Linked DNA regions of Homo sapiens: region 2 is linked to region 1. The links are chromatin loops, found by intact Hi-C in ENCODE. Cell type or tissue: K562. All regions are shown on one strand.

Region 1 (8,000 bases):
ACACAGTTTCGGCAAGCCTTCCTTCTGGGAGCCTTAAGGTCCCCATTTGTGTAACGGGAATGATATGTTCTTCCCAAGACTGCTCTGGGCGTAAGAGGAGTTGATACATGGAAAAAGCCTAGCACCTTGCCAGACCCAGCACTTGTCTGTGTAACCGTCATCCCTGCCCAGGTTTCGTGCACGCCTAACTATCAGTCCTGAAGTGCAGTCCCCGGGCCAGCAGTGGCCACAGTACATATTTGTTCCCTTGCCTTGCCCCTTCTCCAATTCCCTCTGCAGTAATACGGGATAGATGCGTTTGTTAGGTCAAAACAAAGCAAAACAAATGAAAACACAGCTCGCTTTGTTTGTTTAGTTTTATCTAAGGTTTCACCAAAAAATTCAATGTAATGGGGAAAAGAAAAGATGGGGGAAGGTTCTAGAATAAGATAGACAAGAAACTTAAGAAAATGTAATCTGTTATTCTTAATTGGATCCTGCTTTTAAAAAAAACATGTAAAGACACTTGGGTGGAATTATGGAAATCTGACTATTAGATGGCATTAAGGAATTTATTTGGTGCGATAATTTTGGTGTGGTTTACACAGGAGAATGTCCTTCTTTGAGTGCAGTCACATAATCATAGCCCACTGCAGCCTCCATCTCCTGGGCTCAAGTGATCCTCCAACCTCAGCCTCCTGAGTAGCTGGGACTACAGGTGCCCACCACCACACCCGGCTAATTTTTAAATTTTTAGTAAGATGAGGTCTCTCTATGTTGCCGAGGCAGATTTTGAACTCCTAGGCTCAAGTGATCCTCCCACCTCAGTCTCCCAAAGTGCTGCGATTACAGGCACGAGCCACTGTGCCCAGCAACAATAGCCTTCTTCCAAAATGTATACTAAAGTATTTAGGAGTAAAGTGCTATTATGCCTTAAGCCTCCTTTTAAATGGTTTGGCAAAAAGAAAAATCCGTAACAAACACAATCATAGAGAGTATAATAGACAAAATAGGGCAAAATGTTAACAGTTGAATTTAGGGGATGGGCATATGGGTGGTGATCAACATAATCTTTCTTTCTTTCTTTCTCTCTTTCTTTCTTTCTCTCTTTCTTTCTCTCTTTCGTCTTTCTTTCTCTTTCGTCTTTCTTTCCTTCTTTTTTTTGTTGGAAAATTCTGTGATATAAAGTTTGAGAAAGAAATCTTACCTGACATCATCAGAGCTTCCTGAATTAAACTTCGGAGCTGAAATACTTTCCTTGAAGAAGTCCTCAGAGAAGGCAGGAGTTGAGTATGTAAACCCACTATTTCCTGTCAGTATGGCATTGATTGGGATGTAGTCTTTACCATCCTAAAATACCAAAGGTAGAGCTCTCGTTGCACCAATTCTGACTTCAACAATTTCTATGAACCATTATGTCAACTTTGACTATGTCATTTGCACAATCTTGGTTGTGTTTTGAGAAGATAATTCTGTATACACACACACACACCCTTTTTTTAAACTTCTGATCTCAGCTATTATATTAATAGCTCTTAAAAAAAAAACAAATAAAATGCCCCCCTGACGTACATTCAAAGGCATTTTGATGTAAATAAATTTAGTTTTACCTGTTGTACATTTGCTTGAAGCAAATCACCTAGTTTTTCCACAAGTTCTGCAAATCTTGGCCTTTCTTTTGGGTCTCTGTGCCAGCAGTCCAGCATGATCTGATAGCTGGTGGGGAAAACAGCAACAGAAATAGTTGGAGAGCAGTGATCATCCTATGCATTGCCTTACGTACTACAAAGGGAGGGCTGTCATCATCCGCATAAAGCCCAAGCTTTCTGTACTATGTGACCCTGCTTCATTTTTAGGTTTGGGTTTATAGCACCAGCACTTAAAAGGCTGTCTGGGCCAGGTCCTGTGGTCAGTGGAAAACACGTCTACCAAGGCAGACTAACCAACCCACCAGAGCTCATGGATACCCAGGTTCTTTGTTGTGCCTGTGGCCTCTGCAGATGGAAGGTCTGAGTTCTGTGAATGAAACACAGCAATTCGGAAAGGAAACCCCACCGCTCACTGCAGTTCAATGTGAAGTGGAGTACTCCTCCCCACACTTACAGAAGTAGGACGATGTCCTTAAAGTTAAAAAAAAAAAAAGTCATACAGCCATAAATATCAATGGCTGAATAGTTTGTAGTACTTATTTCATTCTCGAGTTGTAACAAAGGTTGGTTTGAGCTGGCTTCTTAAAAAGCATGTGGCATTTCCAAGTCCTCACACCTCCCTTTATGGGCTCAGCAGTGGAGACTGGTGGGGAAGGTCCTGCGTACATGACTTTGTCACTTCCAGAAGGTGAAGCCCACAGTGTGGAGTTTCCGGGGCTGTGAGCAAGGTTCCTGTGTGTAGCTGATCATTCTCCCCCAGCACTGCAAAGCCGCTGTTACAAACTGGCCTCCCACCACTCAAGGCACACAGCACAGGTTGGGCTCCTGGATAATGAAAACATTTGTCTTAATAGCACAGAGGTCAAATCTTGTCCTGGGATTCCAATGTCAACAGACTCCTCTGTGATTCTTCTCTTACATTTTATTTTTATTTTTATTTTTATTTTTATTTTTATTTTTATTTTGATGCAGAGTCTCACTCTGTCATCCAGGCTGGAGTGCAGTGCCATGATCTCAGCTTACTGCAACCTCCGGCTCCCAGGTTCAAGCGATCCTCCTGCCTTAGCCTCCTGAGTAGCTGGGATCACAGGCACCCACCACCACACCTGGTTAATTTTTGTATTTTTAGTAGAGATGGGGTTTTATCATGTTTTCCAGGCTGGTCTCGAACTCCTGGCCTCAATTGATTCACCAGCCTCGGCCTCCCAAAGTTCTGGGATTACAGGCGTGAGCCACTGCGCCCGGCCTCTTCTTTACATTTTAGATGTAAAGGTATCAGGCTCCTCTCTTGGTCATGTCTGCACGGAATCGAGGTCTGTACCTACCGCCCTCTCTGAAAAACACAGGCCAGAGGTCCATACACACACTGCATTAAGAATTGATTCTTCTTGAACCTTGTGCTCTTCAAGGGATGTTTATTATATGTTAACTCTTCTCTCAGAAGATGGTCTGGATGAGAAGGGACTCTGACTTACACTCAAACCTGAATGGGCTCCGAATTTGGCTCTGGGTGGGAATTGGGCTGTAAGCACTATGTGGGCTGGGCCTCATTTCCACACCTCTCGCCTACCACAGGGCAATAAATATCTGCTAAAAGAAGTCAGACTGGTCTCCGGGAAGAGATAACTCTGCTCCTTCTGTGAATTCTTCAGCTGTACTGCAGACATTACTTGTGCTGGGAGATGGCGGTTGCTGGGGAAAAAACCTGAGAAACCCTAGTTCATATCCTCCCTCTGACACTTCTTAGAGGTATGCCTTTAGGGGGCGCCAATGGCTCCAGATATCTCTTAAGTATATTTCTATTTTGTTTCAAAGTATATGAGGTGGCTGCCAAAGGCAGTAAGAATACAGGGAGGTAAAAAAAAAAAAAAAAAAAAAGAAGAATCCGGGTGTGGTGGCTCACACCTGTAGTCCCAATGCTTTGGGAGGCCATGGTGGGACAATCGTTTGAGGTCAGGAGTTCAAGATCGTCCTGGACAACATAGTGAGACTTTATCTCCACAAAAAAATACAAGAATTAGTCAAGCATGGTGATGCATGCCTGTAGTCCCTGTAGTACAGGAGGCTGAGGCGGGAGGATCACTTGAGCCTGGGAGGTTGAGGCTGGGCTCCAAAGAGAGGCCTTCAGGCAGAGGCTCTGGGCTCGTCTCCTCCTGCACCATCGTCTCCCCACAGGATCAAGCTGCTGTCTGGGAGATGCACCATCCTGAGCAGGACACTCCCTAGTTTCCCTGCTGACACTCGTAAACGGAACCATCTACAACCACTTGCTGTTTGTTACTTTTGACTCTTGGATTCCGATTTCTAGTTTCCACTCTTCTTGCCTAAAATCCAATGCAAATCATCTCAGCAAACATCAAATGAAAAGAAAAAAAAAATAAAAAAATTCATTGCTTATTCCCTTATTGAAAGACATCTGATTCAACAGTATCTGGGCCAGGAACCAACAACTCAATGTTACAAGATTTTGTACCACTAAGTAAATGGGTTTAGTAAAGTTATGAGACATTAGCTTGCATCCAAGCTGGGGATGAGGGGCCCCCAGAAAGTTTTCTTTCCAAGCTATCACCCAAGTTCCCAAATACACACCGCTTTAGGCCAAGTTCAGATCACAGAATCCCAGTTCTGAGAAGCTGCACTTGGTCCTCACCCAGCCCTTCCTACTGTTAGAACAAACAAGAAGGAAATTACTCCATCAGCTTTCACATGCTGGAGAAAATGGCTGAAGGTTTGAAGTCTGGCCTTCTGAGGAAATATTTCACAGAGCTTCTTACTTTTTAAAATTTCTAAAATCTCTCCCTCCTCAGAATTAAGGAACCATACCACTCTCTCTAGGTCACCTGAGGCACGGGAGCTACCTGAGCGAGGTTTATGTAAAGACTTGAAGGTTTGAGAAAGTCCAAAGCAGTTTTTGGTCCAAAGCTGATGTGACTTTGTACCTCTGAGTTATTTGCGACCACAGCCTGGGTATGAATGGGAAACACACTCTGCAGCAGTGTAGGATGGTGCTGTGGACTCTGGACTCAAGCTGAATTCGCTTATTACCAACGCAGGCTTGAGCAAATCACTTACATGTGCGGTGCCTGTTTTCTCATCTGTGAAATGGGGATCATGGTAGTCCTACTTTATAGGACTGTTATGAGCATTAAATAAATTAATGCTTAAAATAGTGGCACTTATAAGCACCAAATAACTATTTAATCAGTACTATTCAATACTGTTATAATAAAAACTAATTTCAGGCCAGGCATGGAGGCTCACGCCTGTAATCCCAACACTTTGGGAGGCCAAGGCCAGTGGATCACTTGAGCTCAGGAGTTCGAGACCAGCCTGGCCAACATGGAGAAACCCCATCTCTACAAAAAAATATAAAAATTAGCCAGGCGTGGTGGCACATGCCTGTAGTCCCAGCAACTCAGTAGGCTGAGGAAAAAGAATGACTTGAACTCAGGAGGTGGAGGTTGCAGTGAGCTGAGATCACGCCACTGCACTCTAGCCTGGACAACAGAGCGAGACACTATCTCAAAAAAACAAACAAAAAAACCCAACTAAACTAATTTCATACTATTTAGAATTTATATGGAAGTAAAAATAAAACTTAATTTCATACTGTTTTGCATTTATTTTGATGTAAAAATATTGTTATTTAATAATAACAACTATTAGTGTAATTGAGAACTTTCTCGAGATTTTCAGACTATATGAAGATTGGAAGGACATATTTAATTCAAAGCATGAGTGGCCATATCAGAGAAGCATTTCTACTGAGGAACGTGGGGTCTGTTCCTAATTCATCAGCCGTGGTCTAGGGACATCAGTCCAGAGGCTTGGGTTCTAAATGTCTCCTTTGCTTCTCAGCTGACAGACGGCACATTGCTTCAGTTCTCGGCATCTCAGTTTCATTACTTGCTAAATTCAGATTACAATAGCTGCCCTGACCACCCCTCAAGGTCTCTGGGAACTTCAAATGAGACTATGTGTGGGAAAACACTTAGAAAATCATAAAGTTAATCATCTAGCTCTATCCCCAGCTCTCAGAAACAGGCCTTGCCTCAGCTCCCTGTACTTTTCTGATGAGGACACCACGCACCAGTGACAAGAACAGGTCCCCTCCCGCTTCCCTACGCTCAGGCAGAGCTCCCCAGCCCTGCTGTTGGGCCTGAGTCTCCTGTCCACCTCGTCCAGTTCCCCATCCTGGGTCTGACCTACCCTTACCCCGAGATGATGAAGGAAAGAGACAGTGACTTTGCCCTTTGGCCAAGCCCACACTTCCTGCATTCCCTCTGATTCCTTCTGAAAGGCCAGCCAGGGCTTCTGACAGGACCCCATTGTGTGGGTGGAATGGGAGGGCCCCTGCCAGTTCAGGAAAGGTGGTGCCGCCTCAGGGAGGCCCAAGTCCTTGTCAGCAGCTCCACAAAAGTGCAAGTGTCATCACATTCCTGCTCAGGCCTCAAAGTGCAAAACATCCACAAAGCCCCAGGAAAAAAAGTGTCCAAGACAGGCAAGCAAGTGCAATTTGCACAGTGGAGAAAGCCTCACATGGACACCCGAAAAGCCATCTGACCAGGCAGCTTCAGACAGCTGCTGGGCCTATTCCTAAAAGGTTCTTTTTTTTTTTTTTTTTTGAGACATAATCTCACTCTGTCACCCAGGTTGGAGTGCAGTGGCGTGATCTTGGCTCACTGCAATCTCCGCTTCATAGGCTCAAGTGATTCTCATGCCTCAGCCTCCCAAGTAGCTGCCACCAGGCCCGGCTAACTTTTGTATTTTTAGTAGAGACGGGGTTTCACCATGTCGGCCAGGCTAGTCTCGAACTCCTGACCTCAAGTGATCCGCCCGCCTCTGCCTCCCAAAGTGCTGGGATTACACATGTGAGCCACTGCGCCCGGCCCCTATTCCTCCCAAAGGATTCTAAAGAAGTTGTATTGCCCACAAAGCCTTCTGTGAAGCATAATCATGACATCAGGAAGTTCCCCTTTTCCTCTCCAAGACCTGTTCTGCAGACCACATCAACCCCCTCACGGGTGTTCTGTGCAGACACAGGACTGGTCACAAGACCAAGGTCTAGCCCTCCATCCCTGGGGCTGCTAGGCCTGTTTGGCTCCCACTCCGTGAGTGAGGCCAAGGTCTTGCATTCAGTTCCTGGGTGGTCTGTTTGTTTTGCCTGGATTCATACCTAGAAACTGAATTTCTAACTTCAGTTCCCAGCTAGAGCCCTTGAAAAGTCATGTCAGTGGTCAGGACAGGAAATAGGTAGGGATGGGTCAAGGGCCACGTGCCCCACTGCAAGAAAACACTCCCAGCATATCTGGGCCTGATGGGCTGAGGGGAGCATCTCTAAAGGAAAGAAGAACCTTGGCATCTTCCAAGACTGGGACTCTAAGAATCCATAAAACATCCCCTCTCAGGAATGCCCTGGTGAAAAGCGAGCTGTCAGATGGGGAGCAGAGGGCACCAAGGGCTCACATTTCAGGAGTAGAGTACTCAGGAGCTCTCATCCTCATGCCTTCCCTCAGGCGACTGCAAAAGTCCTCATCCATTTGTACTCCTGGGTATGGAGACCCACCTGCGGGAGACAATGTGGAAAACACAGGGCCTGTTATGGCTTAAGGGTACAAAAGACCAAGAGGGGACAATTCAGTGTTTCTTTCCTCCCTTTAAAGCTACGTTTTAGTAATAAATTCCCAGGGATTACAACAGATCTCAACATACCGTACAACACACAGAGAAGCTCAGCAAATCCTTGCTAAGGACACCCGCTTGGTTGGGTGGTCACATGGTGCGGGGCACCTGGTGCTCACAGGCTATTCCTATGGCTACTTCTGCCTGTGTGGTCAGAGGAAGGGGTGTCGTCTGAAGGGTCCTTGCCTTCTCCCCACAAGTAACTAAAGAAGTCCCATCATTAGAGACTCATCCTTTGGGTTAGTGAGCTTTTGTTTTTTTTGAAGAGACGGGTCTCCCTCTGTCACCAGGCTGGAGTGTGGTGGCATGATCTTAGCTCACTGCAGCCTCGAACTCCTGGGCTCAAGCAATCCTCCCACCTCAGCCTCCCGAGCAGCTGGGACTCCAGGTGCTCACCATCACCACACTTGGCTTGGGCTTCTTTTTAAAAAGCCAATAGACTTGGGATAGGCTACATAGGAATCATTCACACTTGAGTGGGAATGACTTTAATTCACTTTCTTGCAACCTTCCTATAGTACCAGGGCTCTAGGAGTTGTGACAGGCCTGAGGGAAGGGGGGCTTTGCGCTCCAGGGCTGGGCTGAATGGAGTGGAATGGGGTGGGGGCTGCCCGTGGCCAGGAGTCTGCAGACCTAAGGGCGCCAGAGAGGCCTAGGCTTTGCCTTCTGCCAGCTTTACTGCCCAGGATT
Region 2 (8,000 bases), 260 kb before region 1:
TTCATGTTCCAAAAATGAAATGCCTACTCATGTCCTTTGTTCATTGCTCTACTAGGTTTTCATTTTGTTCGTTTTTCTTATTGACTTATTGACTTATATAGATTGTTTATCTTATTGACTTTACATATTATGACTATTAATCCTTTGTTGATTGTGAACTGCAAGTATTTTTTCCCATCTTGAGGTGATTTTTACTTTTTCTCCCTGTAATTTCTAACAATTGGTTCTTATCATATCCTCTAGAGCAACTTTTTTAAAGTCTAGCTTTGATTCCATATGAAAATCTTTCAAATATTTAAAATCAGAAACCGAGATCAAGGGAGATAATTACCATACAAGGTACTTTAACTAGTTAGCTCAGGTTTCCTGACTCAAATCCCAAAAGAATTTCCTCTGCATTACACTGCAATCAATCTTATCGTCTCCTCAAAACATTTCCTTCTATATACTACACATTCCCAATTCCTTCAACTGCTCCTAATTTAAAGAATTCCAAGTTTTCCACTATCCTGGTTGCTCATTTTGTCAGTATTCATCTTTAAAAAAGTAGAACTGAAATGAATAAGCTTCTATTAATTTCCTTAATTTAGACGTTATATTTTCATGAACACTGCCAAGGTTCAAATTTACTTTTTTGGCAACCATGCCACGCTGGTGGTTAATACTGAGCTTGTGGTTGACTAAACCCTTTCCTCTTTTTCACACTGACTGTTGCCACATCTCTCCCACCTATTTTTTGGATCCCACCACCTTGCAGAATGCTAAAAATAAGTTATAATTTACCTGAATAACTGTTGTTACATTTTTACATTGTAAATCTTAAGTGAAAGGAATATACCCTAAGTATAACAGAGACACAGCAGATGCCCACTTACCTTATACAACTGTTTATACTTGGCAAGAAAATTTTAAAAGGAGAGAAAAAAGGAGAAAGAGGAAGAGAAGTAGAGAACAAGAAACGTCCTAGCTTCATCCAACCTGGGGCACGTATTTACTGTCCCACAGAGGCGGTGAGGGACTAGAAAGGGGGCAGGGAACATGACCGACATTAAAGAGCAACATAAGGTGATTCTCGGCTTTGGAGCTTGTAGGGCTCTGGTCCTATCATTTTCAGAGTAATTAAAGGACTTTCCAGAATAAATTTTGGGTAATTTTGACTTTAGCTCATGTATACCTTACAGGCTGACTTTAGAACCTTACTCCACCCCCAACCCCAGTAAGATGATGCTTCTGGGACTCTTGCGTGCTCTCTTCTGTTAGTAGCTTTGACAGCAAGACCCACACATTCTCACACAAGACCCAGGGCAGTGTGGTGCAGAAAGCCTCCAGCTGTGCCCACCACCACACCTCTCAGAGGGGCTGTTTTCTCATCTACATGCATGCAGGATCGCTGTGAGCATCTGAGATGAAACAGGCAGAAGATCTTCAGCAAAGGGCAGTTGTGGTTACTCCTGACCCAGGGCACCTCTGTGGGCCGGACATTTAGTCACTGACAAGGAAGAGGGGAGCCTGGCAAGTTGTGTCAATGTGTCGGGGGGACCTAATTTCAAGTGATATTAACCCAGGGTTTTTGGAGCACTGCACTGGCCCCTAAAGGCACGAGGACCTAAGTGAATGCAGACACCTTTAGTCCTTCTTGGTCATGGAAGGCGAAGCAGCAAGTTCAGTGTGCATAGCACGGAGTCTGTGCATGATGGGGACGAAACAAGGAGAAGCCAGAAAGCACACGCAGGTGGTGCCTCTGCCAACTGCACAGCTGCCTCCCTTGGTCAGAACATCTGGACCGTTCCTTACAGTTTGCATATGGTCTAGCACGCATGTGGGCCCGCGCTGTCCAACACAGTAGCCCCTAGCTGCATGGGGCTATTTACATTCCAATTTTAACAAATTAAAATTAAATAAAATTAAAACTTTAGTTCCTCAGTCACCTTAGCCACCTTTCAAGTGTTCAACAGCCCCATGTGGCCAGTGGCTACTGTATTGGAAAGAACAGACAAGATCATTTTCATCATCTCAGAAAGTTCTATTGGATCACGCTGAGACCTTCCAATCCTGTGAGGTACGTATTTTTATCCTCATTTTACCAATAAGGAAATCGGGGCTCAGAGAAATTGTGACCTGCCATAGGTGGTAGTATCAGAACCAGAATTAGAACAGAGGTCTTCTGATTCCAAGGTCAAAATGTTTTCCATTTCTTCCCTGTCAGCCATCTGCTACTGAACAGAGGACGTCCCAGGCGTTTTTAGCAGCAGTCACATTCTGAGAGCCCACGGCACACATCAGTGATTCATCAGTGATTCTCAGTTCTCTATAGGTTCTACAGAGGGTTGACAGGAATCTAATCAATCCAACTACGTATCAAGGGAAACCTGAATATGTCTAGAGGAGCTGGTCAAGCTAACGGGTTCTAAACCACTCCTTTGAAATATTGTGGTATTCCAGGCTGGAATACTAGTAGCAGGCTGGACTTACTTCTTATACTCACTGTAAACAATATTGTGTAATTGGTAGCTTCACTCTGAATAAAAAGTAGGTATTCTCCAGCTTGGGTTTCTGTCATTTTCAAAATGACCATGGAAACAACTCCTCTGCAAAACAGGAAAGAGAACTAGTTATTTTGGAAAATGTGTGAAACTAAAAACAAAATTTCATAGTGACTAAAAAGGCAGTTTGGTACTCCAGCGTTCCCCGACTGGCACGGAAGCCGCTCTGTGGAGAACACAGCTTCTGTCATGTGCCCAGCACTCAGCCTGGGCGTTGCTCGTTGAACCCTGACTTTTAACCAGTCCTCCCCTTGAGGGTGGGAGAGCTCCATTCCGGTGCCATCATCTCACCTTCTCTGAGCTTCTAGGATCGAAAACTCCCATCTAAAAACACACAGGAGGCCGGGTGCGGTGGCTCATACCTGTAATCTCAGAACTTTGGGAAGCCGAGGCAGGCAGATCACCTGAGGTCAGGAGTTCGAGACCAGCCTGGCCAACATGGTGAAACCCTGTCTCTATTAAAAATACAAAAATTAGCTGAGAATGGCGCAGGCGCCTGTAATCCCAGCTACTCAGGACACTGAGGCAGGAGAATTGCTTGAACCCAGGAGGTAAAGGCTGCAGCAAGCTCAGGTCGCACCACTGCACTCCAGCCTGGGTGACAAGAGTGAAACTCCGTCTCAAAAAAAAACTGAAAAAACAACAACAAAAGCACAGTAAGCTGGGTGCAGTGGCTCACACATGTAATCCCAGAACTTTGGGAGGCCAAGGCTGGCAGATCACTTGAGCCCAGGAGGTCAAGACCAGCCTGGGCCACATAGTGAGACCCTACCTCTATTTTTTAAAAATTAAAAAAAAAAAACAAAAAAAAAAACGGCCAGGTACAGTGGCTCATGCCTGTAATCCCAGCACTTTGGGAGGCTGAAGTGGGTGGATCACCTGAGGTCGGGAATTCAAGACCAGCCTGACCAACATGGAGAAACCCTGTCTACTAAAAATACAAAATTAGCTGGGTGGGGTGGCGCATGCCTGTAATCCCAGCTACTCAGGAGGCTGAGGCAGGAGAATTGCTTGAACCCGGGAGGCGGAGGTTGCGGTGAGCCAAGATCATGCCATTGCACTCCAGCCTGGGCAACAAGATTGAAACTCCATCTCAAAAAATAAAATAAAATAAAATAATAAAATAAGTTCACACTTTCTGACCTTTAGACCCTTAACTGTGCAAAGTGTAGTCTTTCTCTAACAGTGTTAGCATCAGCTGGGAGTTGACAAAGATGTAGAATCTCAGGTCCCACTGAGACCTACTCATCAGAATCTGCATTTTAAACAAGATCCCCAGGCAATCCAAATACAGGTTATATTCGAGAAGCCCTGCTTTAAAGCAGCAAGCAGGTTCAATAGAACATGGGCCTGCATTCTTAAACACAGTCAATTAGCAGGATATATACTTGATTTGCTTCTGCAGATCTATTTTGATGATATGCTTTTTTTCTCTGAACCATTCGCCTGGCATGAGCCACCACGTCTGCAGTCGCAGAAGTTTGGGAGGCGAGGTAGGAGGATCACTTGAGGCCATGAGTTCAAGACTAACCTGGGCAACATATTGAGATGCCTTCCCAATAAAAAGAAAAAATGTGGCTGGCACTGTGGCTCACGCCTGTAATCCCAGCACATTTGCAGCCAAAAAACAAGAAGTGAGTAATACAATCGCAAAAGAGGAAAGGAAAATGAATGCGTTCCAAGATTTAGAACTCAACTTCAGAACTATACTCACTGTCCTGCAAATCACTTAAGAGAAGAATGTATTTGACCTTAAAAACAAATACAAATAACTGGTACAAGTTGATCACAGAGACGTTCTCCAAGACCCTATCAAGGGGCCCGATACCCCTTGCAGGCCATTTGGGTACTGTTTACTACATAGTTCCTGGAAAGCGCGTGCCTTCTCTACACCTAAGGGACAACAGGACAGCCACAAGAATGTAAAAGAAAGGCTGCGTTAAGAGGGCATTTAATTGACCTATGTCCTTTGCCCCATCTCATTTCGGCAAGAGGACAAGGACAGCAGGGGGCAGCAATCAGCATAGAGCTATACAGGGTTAGGACATTACCCACACATCTTGGCTAAGACATTTTTCTGGATGAGATCGATGTTCCTCACAGACAGATCAATGTCTTACTAAATAATCTGTAGATAGCACATAACATTGCAATTCTGCTTATCATATTGTGAAACAAAATAGATAAGATCAAATGTTCTTTTCCCAAGCATTTCCCAAGAATAAATTTCCTTTAAAAAAATTTTTTTTTAAAGAATTTCTTGGCTGGATGCTGTGGCTCATGCCTGTAATCCCAGCACTTTGGGAGGCCGAGGTGGGCAGATCAAGAGGTCAAAAGACGGAGACCATCTTGTCCAACATGGTGAAACCCCACCGCTATTAAAAATACAAACATTAGCTGGGCGTGGTGGCAGGTGCCTGTAATCCCAGCTACTCGGGAGGCTGAGGCAGGAGAATTGCTTGAACCCAGGAGGAGGAGGTTGCAGTGAGCCAAGATCATGCCACTGCACTCCAGCCTGGCAATAGAGCAAGACTCTGCCTCAATAAATAAATAAATAAATAAATAAATAAATAAATAAATAAATTTAAAAAAGAAATTTCTTGCTACACTAACAAGAATGAAATGAAAACTTTCTAAATTTTATCTTTAACATGATATCCAACTAAAAAACAAGACACTTAAAAAATCCCAAATAGACCCAGTGCGGTGGCTCACGCCTGTAATCCCAGCACTTTGGGAGGCTGAGGTGAGTGGATCACCTGAGGTCAGGAGTTTGAGATCAGACTGGCCAACATGATGAAACCCTGTCTCTACTAAAAATACAAAAAAAAAAAAAAAAATGAAAACAAAAAACATTAGCCAGGAATGGTGGTGGGTGCTTGTAATCCCAGCTACTCAGGAGGCTGAGGCACGAGAATTGCTTGCAGCTGGGAGGCAGAGGTTGCAGTGAGGTGAGATCGTGCCACTGCACTCCATCCTGGGAGACAGAGCAAAACTCTGCCTCAAAAAAAAAAAAAAATTCTTAATTGTAAATAAGGTAAAAATATTTAAAAAAAAAAAAAAGAAAAAGGAAAAAAAATCCTAGATATTCTTTTCACTATTTGTTTTACATTTTGCCAGCCACTCACTGCTTTCTATATACTTATATATGTGTCTGTGTGTATAGGTTTAACTTAATAGACTTGTTTCTTTTTTTCTTTTTTTTGAGACGGAGTCTCACTCTTGCCTCTCAGGTTGGAGTGCAGTGGCGTGACATCGGCTCACCGAACATCCCCCTCTGGGCTTCAAGCTATTCTCCTGCCTCAGCCTCCCAAGTAGCTGTGATTACAGGCCCGCACCACTATGCCAGGCTAATTTTTTTATTTTTAGTAGAGATGGGGTTTCACCATGTTGTCCAGGCTGGTCTCGAACTCCTGACCTCAGGTGATCCTCCCACCTCGGCCTCCCAAAGTGCTGGGATTACAGGCATGAGCCACTGCACCCAACCAACTTTACTTTTTAGAGAGTTTTAGACTTACAGGAAAATTGAGCAGAAGACACAGAAAGATGCCATATATGCCCTTCCCTCCACACACAGTTTCCCTTATTATTAACATCTTGTATAGGTGTGATATGTTTGTTACAATTGATGAACCAATTTTAAAGTTCATAGTTTGGGCCGGGCACGGTGGCTCATGCCTGTAATTCCAGTACTTTGGGAGGCCGAGGTGGGAGGATCATCTGAGGTCAGGAGTTCGAAGCCAGCCTGGCCAACATGGTGAAACCCCATCTCTACTAAAAATACAAAAATTAGCTGGGTGTGGTGGTGTGCGCCTGTGATCCCCGATATTCAGGAGGCTAAGACAGGAGAATTACTTTAACCTGGGAAACAGAAGTTTCAGTGAGCCAAGACCAGGCCACTGCACTCCAGCCTGGATGACAGAGCGAGATAGTTCGCATTAGGGTTCATTTTTTGTGTTATACATCCTATGAGATTTGACAGATATATAATGTCATGTATTGATGCCCTAACTGTATTTTTAGTTCATTATTTCACTGAAGATAAGAGTTACAAAAAACAGGCCGAGGCCAGGCGCAGTGACTCACACCTGTAATCCCGGTACTTTTGAAGGCTGAGGTGGGTGGATCGCTTAAACCCAGGAGCTCAAGACCAGCCTTGGCAACATGGTGAAAAACCATGGTGCCTAGAAAAAATTTAAAAAATTAGCTGGGTGTGGTGGCACGCGCCTGTAGTCCCAGCTACTTGGGAGGACTGGGGTGGGGGGATTACTTGAGCTTGGAAGGTCGAGGCTACAGTGAGACAAGATTGTGCCACTCTACTCCAGCCTGGGTGACAGAGAGAGACCCTGACTCACAAAAAAAAAAGGTTTACAATAAACATGAACAGAAACTTGAAACAAAATTCCAAATGAACCACATTTTATGTCAAGAAGGTATTCCTCCACTTACCTGTTTTGTAAATCAAAATGTGGCTGGCAATTCAGGGAGCTGTGCTTAAAGACCCAGAGACAGGAAATGTTCCCTGGGGCGTCGACCAGCACTTGCAGTGTGATGGAAGCAGATACATCCACTTCCACAGCGGCAGCTTCGTACACTGTCCCTGAGCTCTGGGGTCTCAACGCACACCCGAGGTCTTCCGGGGATTCTGATACCTACGTTGCAGATAGAACAAAGTGAATTCATGAAAACTGCAGGTCTAAGGCCTCCCCTTCTTCACATCAAAACTTTATCAAACATATGCATGCTGACACACTGCACGCAACACCCACACAAGCTGGAACCCACTGAGAACACGTTGCCGACTGAAGGTCCTATTAATTATAATTCTCTAAAGAAAAGATAAATAACATTGGGCTGCATTTCTAAAATGTTGTACGGACTGTCATGGCGTGTGTCCCCCTACCTCTGCAAGTTCATATGTTGAAGTCCTAACCCTCAAATGCAACTTTATTTGGAGATGGTCTTTACAGTGGTAATCAAGTTAAAATGGGTCATTAGGGTGGGCCTAAATCCAGTATGACTCGTGTCCTTATAAGAAGAGGAGGCAGGGCACGGTGGCTCACACCTGCAATCCTAGCACTTTGGGACGCGGAGGCAGGCAGATCACTTGAAGTCAGGAATTCAAGACCAGCCTGGCCAACATGGTGAAACCCTATGTCTACTAAAAATACAAAAAATAAGCTGGAAGTGGTGGTTGGCACCTGTAATCCCAGCTCCACGGGAGGCTGAGGCAGGAGAATGGCTTGAACATGGGAGGCAGCGGTTGCAGCGAGCTGAGATCGCGCCACTGCACTCCAGACTGGGCAACAGAGTGAAACTCTGTCTCAAAAAAAAAAAAAAAAGAGGAGATTTGAAGGCAGATACACAGACAGTAAGAACACCATGTGAACAGAAAGACAGCCATCTTCCAACCAAGGAGAGAGGCCTGGAGCAGATTCTTGCTCACTGCCCTTAGAA

The links. Hi-C counts contacts between places; a loop is a spot of excess contacts. Peaks named below come from ENCODE experiments on the same cell type or tissue, not always from the same donor. Only the 100,000 strongest peaks of a DNase experiment are listed, where the experiment ranks them.
Region 2: it touches region 1 in a loop (2.9-fold over the local background); 4 of 110 quality-filtered maps call a loop at or near these places.

The regions. Positions count from the first base shown.
Region 1 is chr13:28,310,404-28,318,403 of GRCh38, forward strand. It overlaps FLT1 (fms related receptor tyrosine kinase 1), which reads right to left. Exons shown (of 30, transcript NM_002019.4): 25 at 7,095-7,194; 26 at 1,590-1,695; 27 at 1,187-1,329. LOC124903141 (a long non-coding RNA gene) reads left to right here and starts at 2,358. Exons shown (of 3, transcript XR_007063736.1): 1 at 2,358-2,444; 2 at 3,204-3,377. In K562, a CTCF peak has its summit at 3,382 (motif pointing right); no DNase peak of the experiment used is centred here.
Region 2 is chr13:28,054,875-28,062,874 of GRCh38, forward strand. FLT3 (fms related receptor tyrosine kinase 3) reads right to left here. Exons shown (of 24, transcript NM_004119.3): 3 at 6,993-7,195; 4 at 2,473-2,588. Among named protein-coding and RNA genes, the nearest start is that of FLT3, 42 kb to the right of the region's middle. In K562, a CTCF peak has its summit at 4,540 (motif pointing right); a DNase peak (open chromatin) is centred at 4,567; H3K27me3 peaks cover 1,645 bases.